Linked DNA regions of Homo sapiens: regions 2 and 3 are each linked to region 1. Evidence: chromatin loops called from intact Hi-C (ENCODE). Cell type or tissue: endothelial cell of umbilical vein. All regions are shown on one strand. Region 1 holds the start of FAM50B (family with sequence similarity 50 member B). Region 2 has its middle 30 kb from the start of PRP4K. Region 3 has its middle 43 kb from the start of PRP4K.

Region 1 (2,500 bases):
CGTCATCGTGCACATCGAAGCTGAAGAGCGGCCCGCTCTTGCCCCTCGCCCTGGCGATGATGAAGTCGTAGAAGGTGTGGTAGTGCGGCAGGATGAGGTCCTCCTTGATGAACATGAGCTGCTCCACGCCGGCGGAGCGCAGCTCCAGGAAGTCCTTGCGCAGCCCCTGCAGCGCCTTCTTCAGGAACTGCTGCACCGTGTTGCCCTTGCGCACCCGCACCGTGCGCCGGTGGCCCGAGCCGTCCCAGTAGCTGAAGGTGACCTCCATCTCCTCGTCCTTCACTTTCTCGCGCTGCGCCTCCCACTCTTGGCGCAGCTCCTCTCGGAGCCGGTTCTCCTCCTCCTCGCGGTCGCGGTCTGGCAGGAAGCTGGTGTCCACGTCGGGGTTCTTGCCCAGGTTTCCGGCGCGCCTGGCCTCGGCCGCGTCGGCCTGGTCATCGAGGTCGTCTAGTGCAAAGGACAGGCAGGAGATCTTACGCTTGCGCTCGCGCCGCTGCTCCTGCTCCCGCTGCCGCTCCTGCTGCAGCCGCTGCTCCTCCAGGTGCTGGCGCTTGGCCAGCTGCCGCTCGCGCTCCCTGACCAGGGCCTCCTGCCGGGCCTTCATGTCGTTCAGGGTCACCAGGCCCACCGTGCTGGACTTCAGCTCGGCCTCCACGGCGTCGTAATGCGCCGAGAACCTCTTGTCCACCTGCGACTTGAGGATGGTCTCCTCGGCGATGCGCTGCTTCAGCACCTCCATCTGCTCCCGCTGCCTTTCGCGCTTCTTGAGGAGGTGCATGGCACGGCCTGCCTCGCGCATGGTGCCCTTGTACTGCGCCATGGCCCGCGCCTACCCGATGGGCTCTGCAGCAAAGAGGAAAAACGCGGCAGGTAGAGGGGGGCCCACGCAACGGCGGGGAATGCTCAGCTCTGCGCCTCCTCACAGGGCTTTCGGCAGTGATGGAAGCGTTCAGGGGCTGGGCCGACCTGCTAGGGTAACCACCAACCTGACAGTGTCACCAGGCACCAATTTCCAGCATTTTATTTGACCTCAATAAATGCAAATGCGAACGGCCCCACGTAACGGGTGGCTGCCATGCCTGAGCGCAGCGCTGAATTTGGGGAGCTGCATACAGAGAGGGTTGGGCTACTGAGCGGACCCTTACCTGCCCAAGCACCCTGTCGAGCGGAGACACGCGGGAGCTGACCTCCACGAGAACCACCCACGAGCAGAGGCCCACTCGCCCCGGGCTCTCGCGACAGCCGTGGACACAGGAAGTGGAGGCGGTGCGCCCCCTGGCGGGGAGGCGGGCCCTGAGGAGAGTGCCAGGCTCCTGGTAGGGCGGCTGCGGAAACAGGAAGTGGAGGTGGATCGCCCCCTGGCGGGGAGGCGGGCCCTGGGAAGAGCTCCGGGCTCCTGGTAGGGGCGGTGCTCCTGTGGGGCGGGCCAGCGCGGGGAGGATCCTGGAGGAGGCGCTTCTGGCCCTGCCCAGCCGTGGCTGGCCGGGGCTCCTGTTTTCACGCTGTGGGCAGGGCGGGCCCCCACCTGCTGTGCGTGCGTGCTGAGCCTTCTCGTGCCCAACTGTAAACACGCAGAAGCAATGTGGGCGCAGCGCAAGCTGCTGTGGCCACCCAGAGAGCCTTGCAACACGGCCCTGCTCTCCAACCCTCCTCCTCCCGCCTCTGATGCTACCCCGCTGTGGCGTCTCGTGAACATTACCTGCGCACCACTGCCTGTAATTCTTTCTTATGGCCCCAACACAACCATTCTTTGATAATAGAACCCTACTCGCCCCCCAGTTTCGTGACAAAACCTGCACTCAGCTTGTTTGACCTCTTCTATACAGCAGTTTCCCCCGGGTTCTAAGCTCTAATAACCATGGGACACTGAGTTAAAGTGTAGCAGTGTCTTTACTGTGAGCCTCTAACATGCCAGTTTCCACTGTAACTCTCCAAGAGCAGGGCAGACCAGTTCATGTTTCGTGACCGTTTCTCCCCTGCAGGAGATCTGGTAACACTCGCCGAAACCAGTGCTTCCTGGGACCTAGTTTGGAAAAGCTGGTTGTGAAATACATACTGCGGTTCAGCCTCCTCCCGCCTAAGAGCAACAATGCCTGTGAGCATAACCTTACCAAGAAGCGTGAATCATATGATAATTACATATGGCACCCACATATCCAGAGGAGAACAGCACGGTGTGAGCCCTCATCAAATTGTCCAAGCCAGAAACCTAGGCCTTTTCCTGGAATGACGTTCCTCCACAGGTAATCAATTACAGAAGAGCCTTTCACACTTTCCTTTTTCTCCCATTCCCCACCACTTGCCTTAATCTAGGAAATTAGCATTTTTTTTAATCTAAAGCCTTCTCATTGTTGCCCCATCACCAGAATACAAGAATATCTTATTTTATTGAGCTCTGGGATACTGTGTGTTTTGTTTTTGTTTTTACAAATTGAAGATTTGTGGCAACACAGCGTCAAGCGCCTACTGGCTCCATTTTTCCAGCAGCATGTGCTCACTT
Region 2 (2,500 bases), 140 kb before region 1:
TTATTGGCCATTGGTGATTAACTCAACTTTCCGTCCCAAGAGATTGGGAGTGGGGCTAGAAGTTCCAGCCTCTAAAGATGCCTAGGTCTTTTATCAATCCACCCTCATCCTGAGGCCATCCAGGCAACCCCAGGCACCAGTCAGCTCATTATCATACAGAAGATAATCTTATCACACGGGAGATTCCAAGGGTTTTAGAAGCCATGTACCTGGAACTGGCACAAAGACCAAATATGTTTTCTTGTGCTTTACCTCTCTTTTAAAAACATGTAACTCCTTGTTATGGGTTGAATTGTGTCCCCTGCTTCACGAATTTCATATGTTGGAGTCTTGACCCCCAGCACCTCAGAATTGTTGATGAAAAGAGTCAAACTCTGTAAAATATTTGAAGAGATTTATTCTGAGCCAAATATGAGTGACCAATGCCCATGACACAGCCCTCACGAGATCCTGAGAACATGTGCCCAGGGTGGTTGGGGAATAGCCTAGTTTTATACATTTTAGGGAGACATGAGACATCAATCAAATACATGTAAGATATACATTGATTTGGTCTGGAAAGGTGTCACAACTCAAAGATGGAGGGTGAGGGGCAGTTCCAGGTCATAGGTAGATTTTAAAATTTTCTGATAGGCAATTGGTTAAAAGAGTTATCAATAGAATGTCTGGGTTTCGATAGGGGTTGTGGAGACCAACTTTTAAATTATGCAAATGAAGCCTCCAGATAGCATGCCTCAGAGAGAATAGACTAAATGTTTCTTATTAGACATAAGTTCTGTGTTGATGTTAAATGCTGGTTGGCTCTTTCTGAATTCCATAAGTGGGGATGGTATAACGAGCCATGTCTGACCCCCCCATTTCCATCATGGCCTGAACCAGTTTTTCCGGTTAACTTTGGAATGCTCTGGCAGAGAGGAGGAGTCCATTCAGATGGCTGACGGATCTTAAGATTTTATTTTTGGTTTACAGAATATAGCCTTATTTAGGGATAAGGTCTGTAAAGAGGGAATCAAGTTAAAATGAGTTCATTATGTAACTGAGTACTCTCATTTTTCAGTTTATTTTTTAATTATTTTCTCCTCTCCCCTTTCCCCCGGCTTATGCCCCCAAAGCATGCCTGCCTCAGAACCTTCACCCTCTAGGAGGGGTTGCCTTGGAACTCCCACCCACCAGGAGGGCATGTCAAAAGCACGCCCACTTGGCCACTTTTATAACTTCTGCCCAGGAAGGCACCAACTCAGCTACCCAGTAGTTAAGGCACTGGGCCAGCAGGGGGACCCCTCGCCCTTGCTCACTCCTTCCCCGGCCTTGGATAAGTGCCTACTTTCTGCTCTGGGAGCAAAACGTCACATGTAAAGGCAGGACTAACGTTCACGACTCTTCCCCAAGCTAGCTTCGGAAGAAACCGCTTTCTTTATGCCAGACCTCGCTCTTGTTAATTGGACTACGCAGGCAGCAAGCAACTAACCCTCTGTTTGGTGACGGTTATGGATGGGCGCCCTAATCCGGTATGACTGCTGTGCTTATAGAAAGGAGAAACTGTCCAGGCGCGGTGGCTCACGTCTGCAATCCCAGCACTTTGGGAGGCACAGGCAGGCGGATCATGAGGTCAGGAGATAAGACCATCCTGGCCAACATGGTGAAACCCTGTCTCTACTAAAAATACAAAAATTAGCTGGGCGTGGTGGCGCGTGCCTGTAGTCCCAGCTACTCGGGATGCTGAGGCAGGAGAATCGCTTGAACCAGGGAGTCAGAGCTTGCAGTGAGCCAAAATCGCGCCACTGCACTCCAGCCCGGTGACAGAGCGAGACTCCGTCTGAAAAAAAAAAAAAAAAAGGAGAAACTTGTACATGGAGATATGCGTAAATGTACAGGGACACAGGAAGAAAATGGCTTTCTACAAGCCAAGGACAGAGGCCTGAAACGGATCCTTGCCTCACAGCCCCCAGAAAGAGCCCACCCTGCCCCAACACCTTGATCTTTGATTCCCAGCCTTCAGAACTGTGAAACAATACATTTCTGTTGTTTAAGCCACTTGGTTACGGCAGCTATAAGAAATTGATACACTTTTTTTTTTTTTTTTTTTTTTTGAGATGGAGTCTCACTCTGTCAGCCGGGCTCTGGAGTGCAGTGGCACGATCTCGTCTCACTGCAACCTCTGCCTCCCTGGTTCAAGCAATTCTCCTGCCTCAGCCTCCCGAGTAGCTGGGATTACAGGCGCCTGCCACTACCGCCAGCTAATTTTTTGTATTTTTAGTAGAGATGGGGTTTCACCATGTTGGCCAGGCTGGTCTTGAACTCCTGATCTTATGATTCGCCCTCCTTGGCCTCCCAAAGTGCTGGGATTGCAGGAGTGAGCCACTGCGCCTGGCCCTAATACACTTTTTTATATGAGGAAGTTACATTGTAAGAGCAAGTAAATATTCCTCTATACATCCCCAACCACTTCCACTGTATATAGACCAGTAGCTAGAGTTAAATCCCTGTATGCCCCAAGGGA
Region 3 (2,500 bases), 130 kb before region 1:
TAGAAATAAATAATAGAGTAGAGACTAAGATAAATAAATAGATATGCAAATGTTCATAGCAGTTTTATTTATAATAGTTCCAAACTGGAAACAACCCAAATGTTCTGTAATGAGTGAATGATTAAACAAATTGTAGTACATTTATACTGTGGAAATACTACTAACAGTAAAAACAGAAAAACAACACACACATAGCTTAGAAGAAATTATGCTGAGTGAAAAAAAGCCAATCTTAAGCATGTTGCGTGATTTCATCTATGCAACATTGATGAAACATCATTTTTGAAATGGAGAACAGATTACTGGTTGTGAGGGATTAGGAATGGGGGAAGAGGGAATAGGTATGTTCATAAAGTGGTAACATGCGGGACTCTTACGGCTATGGTACTGTTGTGTATCTTGATTGTGATGGTGGCTATCCAAGACAACACAAGTGATAAAATTGCAAAAAGTTATGCCAAACACACACGGGCATGTGTAACTTGTGAAATCTGAATGAGCTCTGTAGATTGTACCAATTTCAGTTTTTTTCTAGTAGCTGTATGTTTAATATTGCTGTAAAGATACACTTTTTTATACAGTTATTGTTAATAATTTGAAGATGTTTATTGCATTCTATTTTTAGTGGGAAAACATGTAACATACTTTTATTTAGCACGACATTGTGAAATACAAAAAACATGTAACTGAGTAAGCAGGATTTTTCTATTCCTAGCCCATTTCTGAGGACTAAATCATGAACTGCTCCCAATGTAATTAAGTATTTCTTGCAATAGTTGGGCACCAAGTTTAAGATTTATTAATTTTCTCCTCTCAGTATAGGCAGCAATTCACCATTTTCTTTCAGCTCTTTCACAATATCCAATCCTCCCACCAGCTCCCCTTTCACATACAGCTGAGGGTATGTTGGCCAATTTGAGTAAGCTTTTAATCCTTGCCGATCTCCTTCATCCTCCAATATATCGAATGTTTCATATTCACCACCAGTACTATTTAGTATTTCCAGAATTTGTTTGCTGAATCCACATTTTGCTTCCTGTTTGTTTCCTTTCATAAAGAGCATCATAGAAGCTTCATTTGTCAGCACTTTGAGCCTTTCCTCTAATTTGGGAGCTTTGGGACAAATTATATCTAGTTCTTCAGATGCGTGTATCTCCTTAATTATATCAAGTCCTCCTATGAGCTCTCCAGAAACGTAGAGCTGAGGATAGGTAGGCCAATTGGAATAGGCTTTGAGCCCCTGTCGAACCTCTTGATCTAAAGACATCAAAACTGCTAAACTAAATATTATGTTTGTGAACAATTTCCACCATCTGCTTGCTGAAACCACAGAGTGGTTCTTGAGGAGTTCCTTTCATAAACAGCATGCAGGGGGCAGCATGAGTCAGTTTCTGTAAGCGAAGGTTGAGATCTTCTTTAAGATGTTCGTCAGTGCTGGGTGGGAAGGAGCCACTAGATGCATGTCGCTGAGCTTTTTTGGTCTTTAAGATGTTCATCAGTGCTGGGTGGGAAGGAGCCACTAGATGTCGCTGAGCTTTTTTGGTCAACTCTGGGATGTGTGCACCATCTAATCGGTCAATTTTCTGAGAATTATTGAAAAACAGAAAAGTGGGAACAGAGCCAATTTCATATTTTTCAGATACTTCAGGAACACCTTCAGCTTCCAACTTCACAAATGAAACTTGAGGGTGTTCTTTAGCTAACTCTGCCATAACTTCGTTCATCTGTGCACATTGTGGACCACAAGGAGGGACTTGGCTTTGAGGCGCAGCAGCTCCTCAAACTGGCCGGCTGAGCTGACCTCTTCTACAGCTGCTGCAGCCGCCTTGCTGCCCCTGCCACCGTGCTGCCGCCACCACCAATTTCAATTTTTCATTTTCGATATTATGCTATAGTCGTTCAGGATGTTAACAGTGAGGGAGTCTGGGGGGGCGGTGCATGAGACATCCCAGTACCTTTTTTTGAATTTTGAAATAATATTTCCTGTGAATCTATAATTATTTAAAAATAAAAAGCTTTAAAAATCTTCAAATAAATAAGCAGATACTTTGGAAGATAAAGTCAATAACATATCCCAGAAAGAACAAAAAAGGCAGTGTGGAGGACAGAAGGAGAGAAGGGAAGGGAAAAGATAAGAAAATTAGAGAATCAACTCAGAGGTGCATGATATTAGGAATTCCAGAGAGAACAGAGTAAACAAAGGAGAAGAAACTAAAATAATAAAAATCTACACGAACTTGAGAACATGTGCTTTTGTACAGAAAGGGCTTCCTGAGTGCCCATTGCAGTGATGCAGAAAGGCCCAGCACATCGGAATGACCTTTCAGAACACTGAGAGGCAAGGAGAACATCTGTGCTGGATTGCCTCTTGTCAACCTGATGACACCACCGTTCTTCTGAGGTTGGGAACTATACTTCCCAGAATTCTGTTCCCAAGGTGGCAGGGATGGAGCTGAGCTTAGGCTCGGTGAAAGTCTGATTTGCAAATGGCTCCTGCAGG

What was found. Peaks named below come from ENCODE experiments on the same cell type or tissue, not always from the same donor. Only the 100,000 strongest peaks of a DNase experiment are listed, where the experiment ranks them.
Region 2: a loop joins it to region 1, with 11 times the contacts of the local background. A loop is called at or near these places in 34 of 110 quality-filtered maps.
Region 3: a loop joins it to region 1, with 13 times the contacts of the local background. A loop is called at or near these places in 27 of 110 quality-filtered maps.

Annotation. Positions count from the first base shown.
Region 1 is chr6:3,848,132-3,850,631 of GRCh38, reverse strand. It overlaps FAM50B (family with sequence similarity 50 member B), which reads right to left and starts at 1,259. Exons shown (of 2, transcript NM_012135.3): 1 at 1,146-1,259; 2 at 1-843. The coding sequence starts at 820. It overlaps LOC107986557 (a long non-coding RNA gene), which reads left to right and starts at 1,266. Exons shown (of 3, transcript XR_001743931.2): 1 at 1,266-1,316; 2 at 1,983-2,243. RefSeq lists an enhancer at 1,076-1,195 and a silencer at 1,466-1,585. In endothelial cell of umbilical vein, a CTCF peak has its summit at 1,323 (motif pointing left); a DNase peak (open chromatin) is centred at 1,381; H3K4me3 peaks cover 1,293 bases; H3K27ac peaks cover 663 bases.
Region 2 is chr6:3,989,793-3,992,292 of GRCh38, reverse strand. No RefSeq gene overlaps it. Among named protein-coding and RNA genes, the nearest start is that of PRP4K, 30 kb to the left of the region's middle. RefSeq lists an enhancer at 1,047-1,546. In endothelial cell of umbilical vein, a CTCF peak has its summit at 1,267 (motif pointing right); a DNase peak (open chromatin) is centred at 1,312.
Region 3 is chr6:3,977,399-3,979,898 of GRCh38, reverse strand. It overlaps the pseudogene GLRX3P2. Among named protein-coding and RNA genes, the nearest start is that of PRP4K, 43 kb to the left of the region's middle. RefSeq lists a silencer at 1,310-1,604. In endothelial cell of umbilical vein, a CTCF peak has its summit at 1,478 (motif pointing right); a DNase peak (open chromatin) is centred at 1,538.